2 separate regions of the Mus musculus genome follow, and region 2 is linked to region 1. Evidence: chromatin contacts called from ENCODE Hi-C or POLR2A ChIA-PET data. All regions are on one chromosome and are shown on one strand. The core of a region is the stretch at or near the end of the contact, and the rest is flanking DNA. Distances in the headings are between cores, read along the strand shown. Region 1 has its middle 27 kb from the start of B4galt5. Region 2 holds the start of Slc9a8 (solute carrier family 9 (sodium/hydrogen exchanger), member 8).

Evidence for each region. Hi-C counts contacts between places; a loop is a spot of excess contacts on that map. ChIA-PET counts read pairs that join two places held with the same protein, here RNA polymerase II (POLR2A).
Region 2: a loop to region 1 is called in a map of T-helper 1 cell, with 1.9 times the contacts of the local background. The contact joins the promoter of Slc9a8 here to the enhancer-like site in region 1. A Hi-C loop is called at or near these places in 3 of 37 maps with a recorded cell type or tissue (T-helper 1 cell, T-helper 2 cell and adrenal gland). POLR2A ChIA-PET finds 5 or more read pairs at or near these places in 4 of 5 experiments (Patski and embryonic stem cell).

What each region holds. Positions count from the first base shown.
Region 1 is chr2:167,374,954-167,377,584 of GRCm38, reverse strand. No RefSeq gene overlaps it. Among named protein-coding and RNA genes, the nearest start is that of B4galt5, 27 kb to the right of the region's middle. Within about 2 kb of position 1,309, at least 1 of the 3 ENCODE cell types and tissues checked has a DNase peak (open chromatin) inside an H3K27ac peak, as active enhancers do.
Region 2 is chr2:167,420,415-167,423,045 of GRCm38, reverse strand. Slc9a8 (solute carrier family 9 (sodium/hydrogen exchanger), member 8) reads right to left here and starts at 1,336. Exons shown (of 17, transcript NM_148929.3): 1 at 1,281-1,336. The coding sequence starts at 1,294.

The DNA of each region.
Region 1 (2,631 bases), core at 60-2,559:
TTTCAACTACGTGGGTTTCACAGCAACCTCCTCTCCCTGACGAGCCCTCTCATATGGCCTCAGGAATTGCAGAATTTACATTTGTAGTTTTGTTGTTGTTGTTGTTTGCTTGTTTGTTTTTGTTTTTGAGGCAGGCTTTCTCTGCGTAACACTGACTGTCCTGAAACTTTTGTATAGACAAGCTGGCCTCAAATTCACAGAGATCTGCTCTGCCTCCGCCTCCAGAGTATAGGATCCAAGTCATGGGTCACCACCCCTGCTTTTGCTTTTGTATTTTTGAAGCAGTCTCAAGGAGAGCAGGCTGGCCTGGGACTCACTTTGTAGCTGAGGCTGGCCACAGGGATCCTCTGGTATCTGTCTTCTGAGTGCCAGGATGGCAGAGGTGGGGCCCTGCTTCCACATTCTTTCTCTTTGCCAAGTCAGGGTGTTTAGACTTTAAATCAGAACTAACTCTCTCTTTCTCTCTCTCTCCCTCTTTCCTTTTGTTTTTACATTTACTGCGTGTGTGTGTGTGTGTGTGTGTGTGTGTGTGTGTGTGTGTATGCTTATGTGTGGACACTGCTTGTGTCAGACCTCACATGTGGAGATCAGAGGACAAATTTCAGGAGTTGGTGAGCTCCTATCATGGGTCCCGGGGAATTGAACTTCGGTTGTCAGGCCGGGTAGCAAGCTCCTTTACTTTACCCACAGAGCCTTCTTGTTGGCCCTGGCCTTTCTCTTATTGTCTTCCTAGTTTTTGCATTAAGATCCATCAATATGTCAGCAGTCTTCTTCTTAATGCTTGATATTAAATATTTTTCCCATTTTAATTTTGTTAAGGAGGCAAAAACGCTTAAGTTATGTCTGTAATTATCCAGGCAGTGTAGAACGCGGTGACTTTATTCTCCTGTGCAGTGTAAGCAGAACTAGACCCTACAAGGAAAAGAGCAGTCTTTGCCTTTTCTTTTTTAAGATTTATTTTTATTTTATTTAAATTCTATGCACACAAGTACGCGTATGCATGTGAACAGGTGCCCTGGTGGCCAGAGGTATTTGTTGAATCCTCTTGTCCTGTCTCCAAGCTGGCCTGTCACAGTGATTGGGTCAGAGATGGACACGTGACCAAGTCCCCCCGCACTGCATTCTGGGATTTGTTGTTGAAACCAATGAGAAGCTAGAGGATCTTGGCCCTGTGGTTGCTGGGAGGCTGCTAGGGTGGTGCTAGGGAGGTGCTAGGGTGGGATTCACAGGCGGAGGACTAGAGGGCAGAGCTGGGAAGGAGGGACAGAAGGACTGTCCCTCGGGTGACATTTGGACACTTGGTATGCAGCTGGGTTGGGTCTAGTTCTATTTTTAAAGAGAGAGAGAGGGGGAAGAGAGCGAGTGAGCACGAGAGCGAGCGTCCCCACTGCCTACACATGGAGATGATTGTGAGTCAGGCTTCTTTCTCTATGTGGATTCTCAGGACCAAACCCAGGATTGCACTTCAAAGCCTTTACCTCCTGTGCCATCTTGCCAGTCCTTTTCCCCTGCTTTTTTGAAACAGGTACTCATGTAGCCCAGGCTGGCCTTGAACTCACTATGTAACTGAGGGTGACCTTGAACTTCTGATTGTCCTGCCGTCACCTCATGAGTGCTAGAAAAACAGATGTCCCCCACCGTGGTGGTTTTTACCTTTTTTTTTTTTTTTTTTTTTTTTTTTAAAGATGTCTGCATGTATGTGCGTGCACACACCACAGCTAGCCTGTGGAGTTCAGGAGACAACTTGTAGGAATTTGTTCCTTCTTCCATGTGGGTCTTGGGAAGTGAACTCAGGTATCAGGCCTGCTTGGCGACAAGCTCTCTTACCACTGAGCCATCTTGCCTCTCTCTCGCTCTTGCTCTTGCTCTATTTACTTTGTACTGGGGGTTGACCTCAAATCAGGGCGGTCCACTCGACCCATGCTCCAGGGTACTGAGATTACAGATTATAGGCCCTGTAATTATAGATGGTTATCACACCTGACTTTTGTTGCTTTGTGTGTGTGCACTTGAGTGCACGCACATGTCTCATGCTGGAACCCCAAGGTTCCAGAATGCCCAGCAAGCAATCTGCCACCGAGCCCTACGTCAGCCCAAGCCTGGTGATGTGAGGGAAGTGAGCCAGCAGAGTCCCTCCTGGCTGAGACGACCTTCAGCAAGTCCCCTTCTCGTCTTAGCTGCTCGAATCCTGAGCTGACACTTGGTGACCTCCCTCACTCCTTCCCAGGAGTCTTGTGGGTCTAGACTCGGGGCTTTATTTCCTTTTTCTTGCCCTTCTCTTTTGAAAAAGAGAAGTGGGAATTCCCCCTGATGCAAAAAGTGGTTACATCAGCCTCATCACCACTGCTGTCCTTTGCTCCTCCAGCAGTCACCTCGTGGTTCAAGTCCAACGGAGGAGCAGGTCTATGCTGACAGGCTTGGCAGGTGAGGAAACTGATTGGTGACGGAGCTAGAAGACCCCGAGTAGGATTTGAACCTGTAGACTTGGGAAGCCCAACCTTCATCCACCACCAGTCCCACTTAACATCCAGAGTATTCCCAGGCAGGCCCAGCCACTTGCTGACACAAGTCTGAGGTCCCCACCTGGTGCCCTTTGACCTCATTCCAGGAATAGGTGCTTATCTGAAGGAG
Region 2 (2,631 bases), core at 87-2,586, 45 kb before region 1:
CTACATGAACCTGTCTCAAAAAGAAAAACACAAACAGACTTCTAGGGTGGAACTGGAGTCTCCCTACACCCCAGTTTCAGTATTATTTACTTTCCTAGTCTACAATCTCCTTGAATTTTGGGTGCAGTGTGTGTGTTTGACTAAACTAGGGATTGACCTCAGGAATGGTGGGCAAGATTCCAGCCTTTAACTGACCAAGTCAGCTGAATCTGCCCCGTTTTTCTCCCTAGAATGCCCTAACCTACCCTACCAAACCCTTCTGGAATCTCAAATGGCTCAAGTTTCCTGCTCTGGAACATCCCACTCTATGCAAGGCTTCCGCCTGTGCTCTTAAGGTTAGGTCTGTAAACTAATGTAGTAGTGATGGAATTGTGACCACTGAGCACTGCCTCATTCCAGGACCCCATAAACTGATCAAGCTTCAAGCCCACATCTCAAAGCATTTGGCTCTGTATTACCTCTTTTATCTTGTCCTGCTGAGACTATGTGAATGTCTGGGACAGTACAGCTACACAACAAGATCTAATGACTTTCGCTCCTCAGTGGCCGAAGAGCTACCTGAAATGCTCTTAGTTAAAGTTCGGTATCAATTAAGGGGTTCCTTGTTAATTTTCTGGGGCTCATTTCAAAGAGAGAATTTGTAACACACAACAGTGTCCTGCCAAGCATGAAGATGGACTCGGGCCTTTTTAACACGTCATCTTCCCCATCTCTCCTCTAAGATTTCAAGCTGCGGGTCACGAGACGTCTTTCTCCCACCTAGGGTGGGCTCCTCTTCCCTCATGCTACCCAATTTCCATCCAAGCATCTGGCAAGGTCCAAAAACACCCAGTCCACACAAAAGTCTCCCACTAAAGCCTCGTGGCGGCTCCCTGCGGGCGGCTCCTGACGCCCAGGGCCGAGAAAAACGGTCAACTAGCAGTCAATGAATCAAAGAAACCTGCTGGGGGCAGACAAGAACAATGAAGGTTGCTGATGGTTACGGGGGATGCCAGGGGCTGCTCGTGGCAACGGGAGAACTTCCTGGATCAGGAGGAGGAGAGCCAGGGAACCCTGAGATAACCGGAAACCGGGAGCAGGAAGGACGTTCGCGGCTTCCGCCAGGCCTGCGCGTGGTCAGCAATGTCGGACCTCCGGGAGGCCTCAGGGCCCATGTTCTCATCCCGCCCCCCGCCAACCCTGGCTAGGTGGGCCCGCGCCACTCCACCCGGGCGCTCCAGGCCCGCTGTCGCCCGCCGGCCCGGCCCTGCCGCCTCCGCTACCCGAAGCCGCGCACTCACTCCTCCTCCGCCATCTTCTCCCCTATCCTGCGAGCTTCCGAGACTACAGAGTTCGGCGCCGCAGGGCTAGCGGGGCCGGCGGCTGCTTCCGGTTTCCGCTGCGGGCAGGGGCGGGGCTTGGCCTCCCAGGGCGACCCTCTGCGCTGTCCTCTCTGTGGCCTGGGAGTGGGACGACCTCTGGGGCTTTCTGTGGGCTTTTTCCGGCCAGGCTGTGTGACGATCTGGCCTTGGGACATCCGGACTTTTTTTTTTTTTTTTTTTTCCGGTCCCCGGGCGGGAAAGATTTGGAGGAAACTTTTGAGATCTGGGTGACTCAGCTGTGAGCCAAGCCGTCCGCCCCGCGTGAGAATCCCAGGGCTCAGAATGGGGGAAAGTGGTTTCTCTGGGCGTCCGGGCCGGCTGTGCGGAGCGGAGGGAGTCCGCAGGCGCGTTCCGAGGCGGCCTCAGTTTCCCCTGCTGTGGGGAGAGTAGACAGAGGGTCTTTGAAACGCTAGACAGTGTACTTACTCCGATTATAAAAGTTGAGAGCTAGCAAGGCAGAGGTTGGACATTCCCCATTGGTTTATTGGTTGGTGTGGTAGATGTGAAAATGAGATCCAGGACAACTTGAGGGGTTTCATTCTCGCCTTCCTCCGTGTTGGTCCTCGGCATTGAACTCTGGTAATACGGGTTGGCGGCACCGCCTTTACTCATTGAACTATCCCAACAAATTTTTCTTAACCTTTGTGTGTGCGGGGGTGGGTGGGGTACATTAGGAGGTCCCAGGTTATCAGATGTCTTCCTTACTCACGCTCCACCTTAGTTATGAGACAGTGAACCTGAAACTAGGGACGCGACATAGTGGCTAGCCAACAACTCCCAGGGATCCTCCTTCTCAGTCTCCCTGTCCCTATGGTTACAGATGCCAACAGCTATCCCTGGCTTCTGTGTGGATGTTGGGAATACCAACTGAGGTCCTCGTGCTTGCGTAGCAAGCGCATTGCCCACTGGGCTTTCAACACCGAAGATAACTTGAACTGTCTAGTCTGTATTGCTTAAAACTGGCCTGGTACTGCTGAGGTCTTTATGGGACCTTCTGGGTGTTCTCCTTCAGGGCCCCTTCCACCCTAGGTAGTTCCCCCCCCCCCCCCCACTTAATAACGCTTAACAGATATGTCACTTTCCCAAAGAACGATCCTTCTGTCTCATCCTCTTGAGCAGTTGGGACTGGAGGGTGAGAGACACCCCTCCCCACCCCCATTCAGGCATCTGTCTACTTCTGTACAGGGGTGGAACCTAGGGCAACACATATGGCAGGCAGGTGGTCTTCCATTCAGCTAACATGCCCAAGTTCTCTGTAGAGACCTACTGT